2 separate regions of the Homo sapiens genome follow, and region 2 is linked to region 1. A link is an interaction called in ENCODE POLR2A ChIA-PET data of the cell type or tissue named here. Cell type or tissue: PC-9. All regions are shown on one strand. Each heading gives the region's core, and the rest is flanking DNA. Links, peaks and the distances in the headings are about the cores only.

What was found. Peaks named below come from ENCODE experiments on the same cell type or tissue, not always from the same donor. Only the 100,000 strongest peaks of a DNase experiment are listed, where the experiment ranks them.
Region 2: POLR2A ChIA-PET joins it to region 1 with 8 read pairs; 2 of 35 experiments call an interaction of 5 or more read pairs at or near these places.

Annotation. Positions count from the first base shown.
Region 1 is chr3:110,082,664-110,088,067 of GRCh38, forward strand. No RefSeq gene overlaps it. Among named protein-coding and RNA genes, the nearest start is that of MIR4445, 480 kb to the left of the region's middle. In PC-9, for the core only: no CTCF peak of the experiment used is centred there; no DNase peak of the experiment used is centred there.
Region 2 is chr3:110,024,318-110,029,721 of GRCh38, forward strand. No RefSeq gene overlaps it. Among named protein-coding and RNA genes, the nearest start is that of MIR4445, 420 kb to the left of the region's middle. In PC-9, for the core only: no CTCF peak of the experiment used is centred there; a DNase peak (open chromatin) is centred at 3,264.

The sequences.
Region 1 (5,404 bases), core at 132-5,131:
CATTTTAAATTCTGAATGATAATTCTTAATTTGGTATTCTTTCGCCGGTCTTCAATATCTACAAAAGTATATATTGAAAATAGTATGTTTAAGGAGACAGAATTTATTTGTTCAAGGTCATCATTGAGTTTTGGACACATGAATACTCCTTGAGCAATTTGATATATATTAATCGGGATGACCAGTTGATCAGCTGAAACACTAATAATGATAACAGGTTAATATATTCAAGAGTTTCCTATTATAAGCAAGGCTAAATAAAGAAATATAAATCAATAGCCATTTAAGCATAAGTAAACATTTGATATGATATACAGATCTTTTTTTGCAAATTAGATATTATTTTTTATTTTATTATTATTATACTTTAAGTTTTAGGGTACATGTGCACAATGTGCAGTTTAGTTACATATGTATACATGTGCCATGCTGGTGTGCTACACCCATTAACTCGTCATTTAGCATTAGATATATCTCCTAAAGCTATCCCTCCCCCCTCCCCCCACCCCACAACAGTCCCCAGAGTGTGATGTTCCCCTTCCTGTGTCCATGTGTTCTCATTGTTCAATTCCCACCTATGAGTGAGAATATGCTGTGTTTGGTTTTTTGTTCTTGCATTAGTTTACTGAGAATGATGATTTCCAATTTCATCCATGTCCCTACAAAGGACATGAACTCATCATTTTTTATGGCTGCATAGTATTCCATGGTGTATATGTGCCACATTTTCTTAATCCAGTCTATCATTGTTGGACATTTGGGTTGGTTCCAAGTCTTTGCTATTGTGAATAGTGCCACAATCAACATACATGTGCATGTGTCTTTATAGCAGCATGATTTATAGTCCTTTGGGTATATACCCAGTAATGGGATATTATTAAAGGGACTTAAACCTTAATTTCAAGGAATACTACCTATTTTTAAATATGTGCTGTTTCTTAAAGCACTTTGCCTTTTTAGCAACCTACTCACTTCTTTGAAAATGTACAACTAACAACTTTGAACTTATCAATGGGATAAAGGGTTAATTACATACATAGATTTACGTTCCTCTTTGATTGCAGAAAATTTTTATTTTATTTGGCTTACTTCAGGAGTAAAGCTTTCCTGTTCAATTATGTTAATTGTTGACCTTTTCTCTTGATTAAACCTGTATCCAATTACAATTGGAGACATATTTTATGTTTACCTAATATGGCACACATAAAGTCTAAATACAGAAATAAATGTCTTGTGTAGCTAGCATAAAATCTGGCACATAAAGAAGAGATTTTTCAACAAACAGCTCTATATTGCAACAGCCATTGTTTCAGCACTCTAATTCAGTGCAACATAAAACTGAGAACTTTGAGAAATAGATAGAAATTACAATTGATCAAGAGCTCCAGGAACCAAAAAACTGATTGATTTAATTGTTGAATATCCAATTCTAAGAGCTTTTAGGAATAAATTGTGAGAATACAGAATTGTCAGAGTTTGAGAGATAATATCACCAATATATTTAGTACTATAAAGACCACACCATAAGCATGGTATAGTGTTCTGGACATCACCTTTGAAGAAGGATATTATATGGTGCAGTTTGTGTGAACGAGAGCTGCATGGATAACTGAGATCTCAGCTCATGCCACATAATTAACTAATGGACTAATTAGGGATATTCACCCTACACAAGAGGCCAATCAGAAAGCAAACTAACAAACTTGATAGTGGTTTTCACATATTTGAGGGATTCTTATGGTAAAGATCAACCAGACTTGTTTTTTTAAGATATTCAGTGGTTAGGAGGTAGGTGAAAAATGTAATGCTATGTTTTCATTTTAATATAGGAAAACTCCAAATATTTAGAATCACTTGTTAAAACTATAATAGTCTGCCTTAAAAATAACAGTGTTTTTTTTGGTCGTGGAAATGGTAAAGGAACACCTAAATAGTCACTGAGTTATGAGGCTGTGTAATACAATTGAAGATCTAACTAATACTTGAATTAACTATATATCAGTGTGCCCTGTAAGTTTGATTATTTCTGAATATGTGGGATAAAATTATTGTAGAGGTTGATTTAAAAGGTAATGATACATTAAAAACACAAAATGCTGACATCAGTTTATCAAAATATGTATTAACCCTGTACACTGAAAACTACAAAATAATGCTGAGAGAAATGAAAAAAGACCTAAATAAATGGTGATATATAACAAATTTATGTATTAGGAGATTCCATGTTTTTAAGGTGTTAATTTTCCCCCAAATCATTTACAATTCAATGAAATCCAAATAAAAATTTCAACAGAAATATTTTGGTAAAAATAGTTAAGTTGAATCTAAAGTGTATTTCAAGAGGCAAACAATCTAAAATAATTAAGTGTTTTTGTAAAATAAGAACAAAGCTAGAAATCTTGCACTACCATGGTTTCAAATCTTACTATAAAGCTACAGTAATCAAGACAATGTGGTATTGGCAACAGGATAAAGATATAGTTTCATGAAACAGTAATGATTTTAGAAATAGATCTCCACATATAGGGGTCAATAGGTTTTTGATAAATATGTCAAAATAATTCAATGGGTAAAAGAACAATATTTTCACCGATTTAATATTAGAACAATGAACAAGAACAAATGGAAATTTACATAAATAATACGAACTTCAAACTGTTATCTTACAAAATTAATTTAAGGTAGGCCATTTATCTAAAGATAAAAGCTAAGATTATAAAGCTTCTGGATATAAACATAACTAGACAAAAACTTCCAAGAGACACTTAAAACATTGCTATAATAGAAAAAAATAATAGATTTGACTCCAGGAAAATGAAAAACATTTTCTTATCAAAAGTGATTATTATGAAAATGAAAACTACTGTGGTCAGAATATTTGTGTCCCTGGTTAATTCACATGCTGAGTTCTTAACCACCAAGGTGATGGCATTAGGAGGTGGGGCCTTTGGCAGGTGATTAGATCATGATTGGGATGTAAAAAAAGACCCCAAAAAGCTAACCTGCCCCTTCCACCATGTGAGGACACAGCTAGAAAGTGCTGTCTATGAAGAAAGGTGGTCCTTACCAGATGCTGTATCTGCCAGTGTCATGATCTTTAACTTCCCAGGTTTCAGAATTGTGAGAAATAAATTTCCATTGTTTATAAGCTACCATGTGTATATTTTGTTATAGCAGTCTGAATGGACTAAGACAAAAAGAAAAGCCACAGACTGAGAAAAATATTCACAATATGTATATCTGACAAGAATTTATAAATTTGTATCTCATATATATATTTTTATACCTATATATATGAATATAGACAGATAAATGTAAAAATAAATGCAATCCCATCAAGAAAAACAAATCAATCAATAGGAAAATGGGCAAAATACTTGAATAGACATTTCACAAAAGAGGATATGTGAATGGAAAGCAAGCATGAGAAAGATGCTCAGCATTATTTGTTATCAGGAAGAGCCAAGCTAAAATTACAACTAGGTACAATTCCCCATCTAATAGAATGGCTAAGATTGAAAAGATTTACAACAAATGCTGGCAAGGGTTTAGAGCAACTTGAACACTTAGACAATATAGGTGGGAAAAAAACTGATAGAGCCACTTTGGAAAACTATTTTACAGTTTCTTGTAAATGTAAACATATACCAACTGTATCAACCAATGATTTCATTTCTAAGTATTTACTCAAGAAACATGAAAACATTAGTCCATTAAAAAGACTTGTACATGAATATTCATAGCAGTTTTATTTATAAGAGCCAGGAACTAAAAACAACTTAAATATTTATTAGCAGGTGAATTGACGAACAAATTTTCATCAATTTGTAGAACAGGGTATTACCAAAAATAAAAAGAAACAAACTACTTCTATAGCAACTGCATGGATGAATATAAAAGACAGTGTATTATAGAAAGCCAGATGCAAGTAAGTTTATACTGTATGAATCCATTTCCATAAAATGTTAGAAAGGTAAAATAATCTTTAGTAACAGAAGGTATATTAGTAATTTTCAGGTGCTTTGATGGGAAAGATTTGAGGCAGAGTCATTTTTTGGGGTAATAGAAATATTTTGTACTTTAATTTTGATGATAACTACACAGATATATATATTTATTGAAACTCATTAATTGTATACTTTAAAAAATGCATTTTATTTCTAGAAATCATACCTCAATAAAGTTACTTTAAGAAAAGATGATGACCAAAATGCACATGCTAAAAGTAATCCGAATATAGAGCTAAAATATTATAGAATCCTCTTAGCCATTATTTTAGAAAAAAGAACACAGTATTCCATGCAGCCATAAAAAATGATGAGTTCATGTCCTTTGTAGGGACATGGATGAAATTGGAAATCATCATTCTCAGTAAACTATCGCAAGAACAAAAAACCAAACACCACATATTCTCACTCATAGGTGGGAATTGAACAATGAGATCACATGGACACAGGAAGGGGAATATCACACTCTGGGGACTGTGGTGGGGAGGGGGGAGGGGGGAGGGGGGAGGGATAGCATTGGGAGATATACCTAATGCTAGATGACGAATTAGTGGGTGCAGCGCACCAGCATGGCACATGTATACATATGTAACTAACCTGCCCAATGTGCATATGTACCCTAAAACTTAAAGTATAATTAAAAAAATAATAATAAAAATTAGAAAATGTAAAAAAAAAAAAAAAAAAAAAGAACACAGTAAAAGCATTGTTCAAAAGACTACCAAAGGATCTAAAGTCACTAAAGAAAAATCAGATACAGAATGAAAACAAGAGGGAAAAAAGACCGGGTGCGGTGGCTCATGCCTGTAATCCCAGCACCTCGGGAGGCTGGGGTAGGAGAATTGCTTGAACCCGGTGGGTGAAGGTGGCATTGAGCAAAGATCATGCCACTGCACTCCAGCCTGGGTGACAGAGTGAGACTCCATTGCAAAAAAAAAAAAAAAAGAGGGGAAAACGAAGTGGATAAGGAAGGATAGAATTATTTATATTAATAGATACTTTTCCATGTAAACAATGACTAAATATGTTGTGTAGAAATAAAATCTGATTATAAAGAAAAGTGGTAATGTTCTGATAGTGCTTGCAGGAAATGAGATTTTTAGTAAGTAATGTAATTTAGAACAGGCTTGAAAGAATGTTCTCCTGGTACATCATACCAAACTGTCTTTTCAATAAAAAAGACATATGGCATTAATTATAAGATGGTTATGTGAAAGGTACATGTTAATTTTCATATGAAAGAACCTGCATAAAATAGTTTTATGACTACTATCATCATTATTATAATGCCTCCAAGATACTCCCCCAGCTTGGAAAAATAATTCAAATTTCATGTCAATTGCAGCATGATAAATCCAAGAGGTTGCTGTTACCACATTGAGAATAATAGCCCTTTT
Region 2 (5,404 bases), core at 294-5,293, 58 kb before region 1:
TGAAGCTGGATCCTCATCTCTCACCTCATACAAAAATCAACTCAAGATTGATTAAGGACTTAAATCTAAGACCTGAAACTATAAAAATTTTAGAAGACAACATTGGAAAACCCCTCTTGACTTTGGCTTAGGCAAGGGTTTCATGACCAAGAACCAGAAAGCAAACGCAATAAAAACAAAGATAAATAGCTGGGACTTAAATAAATTAAAGAGTAGGGTAAACAGACAACCCACAGAGTAGGGGAAAGTCTTTACTGCCTATCATCCAACAAAGGACTAATATCCAGAATCTACAATGAACTCAAATAAATAAGCAAGAAAAAAACAAACAATCCCATCAAAAAGTAGGCTAAGGACATGAATAGACAATTCTCAAAAGAGGACATACAAATCACCAACAAAAATGTGAAAAAATGCTCAACATCACTAATGACCAGGGAAATGCAAATCAAAACCACAGTGTGATACCACCTTATTCCTGCAAGAATGACCGTGATCAAAAAATAAAAAAACACTAGATGTTGGCATGGATGTGGTGATCAGCTAATACTTCTATACTGCTGATGGGAATGTAAACTAACACAACCACTATGGAAAACAGTGTGGAGATGCCTTAAAGAACTAAAAGTAGAACTACCATTTGATCCAGCAATCCCACTACTGGGTATCTAACCAGAGGAAAAGAAGTCATTATATGAAAAAGATACTTGCACACACATAATCACAGCAGCACAATTTGCAATTGCAAAAATATGGAACCAGCCCAAATGCCCATCAATCAATGGTGGATAAGGAAACTGTGATATACATACACACACACACACACACACACACACACACACACACACATATATATATATCACAGTTTATATATATATATATATATATATATATATATATATATATATACATCACATATATATCTATATATATGATGGAATACTACTCAGCCATCAAAAGGAATGAATTAGCAGCGTTTGCAGTGACCTGGATGAGATTGGAGACTATTATTCTAAGTGAAGTAACTCAAGAAGGGAAAACCAAACACTGCATGTTCTCACTGATATGTGGGAGCTAAGCTATGAGGACACAAAGGCAGAAGAATGATACAATGGACTTTAGGGACTTAGAGGGAAGGATAATACCTATTGTGTTTGTTAATAATCATAATTAGTAGTAGTATCATTACTATTACTATTATTATTGAAGCTATTGCTCCAACTATTATATTAATAATAAACAACAGAATGGTATGCACATGAAGTAAATACCTTAAAGTAAGCTTCATAGTTTTTAGCTATGAAAATTTGAAGAAGCTATTTAGTCTCTCTTCATTTTATTTCCCTATCATTACAAAAATATTTACAATGCTCTCCACATAGGTTCTGTCTCAGTTCGGATTTTTCTAGTTGTAATATTTATTTCAGTACAAATAGTTAATTTTTCGGGGAAAAGTATCAGAAACACCACAAAGGAAGAAAACCATACAAGGAAAGGAAGGCTGCTTATAAGAATTGCAATATCAAATCAGTGGTTTGATACTCCTGCAGTGGGCTTAGTCCTGCAGGGAAATGTTTGTAAATATGATAATATGAGGAGAGAGCCAGGCATAGTGGTGCATGCCTGTAGTCCCAACTACTTGGAATGCAAGAGGATTGCTTGAGATTAGGGAATCGAGTCCACCCTAGGCAAATTAACTCTCCCACCCCACATGTTACATATATATATATATACACATACATTTATGTATTCATTTATATATATATATATATCTCCATACATATATGTGTGTGTGTTTTGTGTGTGTGTATGTGTGTGTTTATGATAGAAGCAGAGGTAGAAATGATGTGGACATGAGTCAAGGAATGTGGGCAACCTCTAGAAGCAAGAAAAAACAAGGAAATAATTCTCCTTCAGAGCAATCAGAAGAGATGTAGCTCTACTAACACCTTGAATCGAGTTCAGTAAGACCTGTTTGGACTTCTGAATTCCAGAATTGTAAGATAATCAGTGTGTGCTTTTTTTTTTTTTTTTTTAGCTACTTACTATGCTTTTTAGTTCCAGCAGCAACAGAAACTAGTACAGATTTTGTGAAAAAAGTAAACCTTGCAATTATACCACCTGGAGAACAGGGAGCTGACATATTTCTATACCATCTCCCAAGTGTTTTCAGTTTTAGATCTACTCCTTTTAGCTTTCAATCCGTTAAAATAAGGAGAAATAACTGCCTTTCCTGGTTATGGAATGAAAGCTTCAGGCATAGATATGCAGAAACTGGCAACTGGCAGTTAACCAAGAAAAGCCTAGTGGATGATTTAGGGCAGGCATTGACAATCTGATACAAGAGTTAAATGAGATTATGTAAATGAGTATCTTTTTCCATGTCCCAAACAGCATGAGAAATGTTACCTTTCTTTTTTCTTTCTTTCCTATTCTGTCAAACTCATATTTTTCCTTCAAATCCAGTTCAAATATCAACTGTTTTCTGAAATTTTCCTATCGATAGCAGGCAGAATTGACTTTGCTGAACTATGTGCATCCTTCATAGAAATATAGCTACATTTTGTTTTCATAATTCATTTGCATGCTTATCATTGCCACTAAATTATAAGTTCTTGAGAACAAAGACCTTGTTTAATTGTTTTATTCTTTTGAAACTCCCATGTATAATAGTGTGTGTAATGGTTAGGATCACAAGAAACATTTGTAGAATGAATGAACTTTATGTTCAAAACTTGGCTGTCATCTCAGATGGAGATTACATTTCATAGTTATTTCACACCTGCAGAATTATGTAGGCCTTTATATCATCTTTCTGAGGAGTCTAGATAATTGTTTTATTTCATGTCAGCAACTTCACTAAGAAACATCCCCCAAAATGGAGGTGACTTTAGTGGTCCAACATCGTTTCCATTAAAGACCTATTCCCATTAGTCTCACTATACTTCCTGCCACTGCAAGATTACACTGGGTAATAGCAACCAAAATAATCGAATTAGTGTTTGAGAGGATTTTTAAAAAAATCCTGAACATCTATAAAAATTGAGGATCTCTATGGATCTGTATTTATTTATGAGAGAAAATACTGAGCTGTTACAACCAGTCAGGCTAGCAGAATGCAAGAAAGTATATATTTTATTCTTTGTTTCCACAACATTTATAACTTCTACAAAGCAGAGAACAGCTGTTACACTGGCGATGTGCAGTATATTTTGGGCAAGTAGGGCAGCAGGGTGACTAATGTGCACTGTAATAGCATTATAAGTGACTCACTGGAGTGCAATTATCAGTATAGTTGCCACATGCTTGGTTTATGATTAGGTTAATCAGTTCCTTAGCCGATTTCACTCTGTGTCTTCCTCTGGTAAATTTAAACACTTTATTCTCTTGCCTGGAAACCTAGCCATAGACTTTATTTGTGGTTTTCCCCTGGTTAAATTTCATGTCACTTTCTCTGCAAGTTGCTATTTTCCTTGGGTCATATTTAACCCCACAGACCAGTTTGCAAACTAAACCACTGTGCAAAAGTTAAACAATGCAGAATTCTCAAGGCATCACGCATCTTAGCAACCAGGAGTCCCTCAAGGGAGCATGCTGTATTTCTTTATTGCCTTTCTTACTCTCGTTATTTATTGCCATTGAGACACACTGGAAGGAGATGGTGTTAATTCTTCACATTAGAATGGGCATCACATAGGCAATGTATGGTGCCCCTCAATTTGCAAATGGCCAGAAGAGAATAGATTTGGGATCACCCCATGAGTTAGGGCCTAATATTATAAAGGCAATCAAGACAATGCTTTCAAGTTTTATTTCTTTAATCTTCCTATTTCTATTTAGAAGCAAACTCTAATTTTCTTCTTCTTTCAGCACAGTTCTGATTATTTCACTCCCTTACTCAAAAATCTTTAATAAGTTTATATTTTACTACAGTCAATCTTAGTTTTATTATGATGGTAATCATGGCAGACAGACACTAGGGTGTACCTTACTTTATCTCTACCAATTGGTGCTCATGCATGTATTATTCCCTTCTCTTAAATGTGAGCAGCATCTGTAACTTGCTCCCAAACAGTGGTATATGTCAAAGATCATGACCAGTTATTTTCACGATTATGTAATGTTTTGCTAGCATAATTACTCTAGAGATTCTTTCTGGTGTCTAATGAAGTAAATGGTCATAGTATGAACACCCATAGAGAAAGGACTTGTGGTGGGTCTCTAGAAGTTAAGGGTGGGCACTAGGAGCTCAGGGTGACTTCTAGCCAATAGTCAGCAAAAGCAACTGATGTTCAGTTTTAAGAGCTGTAAGAAACTGAATAGTACCAACAACTATGTGAGCGGGACACTGAGTTCTTCCCCAGTTGAGCCTCCAGATAAGAATGCAACTGACTGAAGCCTTGAACATGGCTGTTGAGACCCTCGACAGATAAGTCAACCAAGCTGTGCCCAGGCTCCTGACCCACAGAAATTGTGAGACAATAAATGTGTGTTGTCTTAAACACTAAAGTTGTGATAATTTATTACACAGCCATAGAGAATGAATACAGCAATCAATGGCTTCTATAATTTAGTAAACATTTTTAGCTTCTTTCTACATTCACATGTATATTGTAAATTCCTGTGACACAGACTATTCTCTAAATAGTCATACTTCTTATCTTCAAAATGTGGATATTAAATAACTCACTGGTGTATGATTATCTTCACTGTAATGGAGGATAATGAAATGTTAACAAAGTTTTTGTGATTATTAAGTTACAAAACGCATGGAAGCACCTATTACAATTTTTGAAACATTCTAGACATTCAGTAAATACTAATTTCCCTTCCTTTTCACTTTTTTTTCCTTTTACACATAGTCTTTTTTATCCCTAGCCTCTATGCCTTTGATCATGCTGGCCCCTCTTTCCAGAATGCCCTTCTCTTTCATGTCCACGAATACCCTCTCTAACTGAAAGTCCAGATCAGGGTTAACTTCTCTACAAAATACTTATCTAAGTGAATTTTAATTTAACTGTATCTTTTTTTATTTACTACTTAATAAAAATATAAAGTCTGCAATTAAGGTATAAACAAGCATAATTATGCTTCTAAAGGAGAGAGAATATGTTTATAAAAACAGTTGAATGTCTATCAAAATTATATTTACATGCTAAGTGTTTATGGAATATGATCTTTCTGTTCTCCTCTGTCATCTAACCTCATCAGTGCAGGTAAGACATTGGGAAGAGGTCTTGGAGATGTGTGAAACTTCTGTCACATGACACTTCTGTTCCCTCCAAATGCTCAACCTCCACGTGCAGCTCCTGCTTTTCTTTTCTTTATAACTCTCATGGGTTTTTTGTGGGGTGTTTTTTGTTGTTACTACATCATAACAATGCAGCATGGATGGATGAAGAAG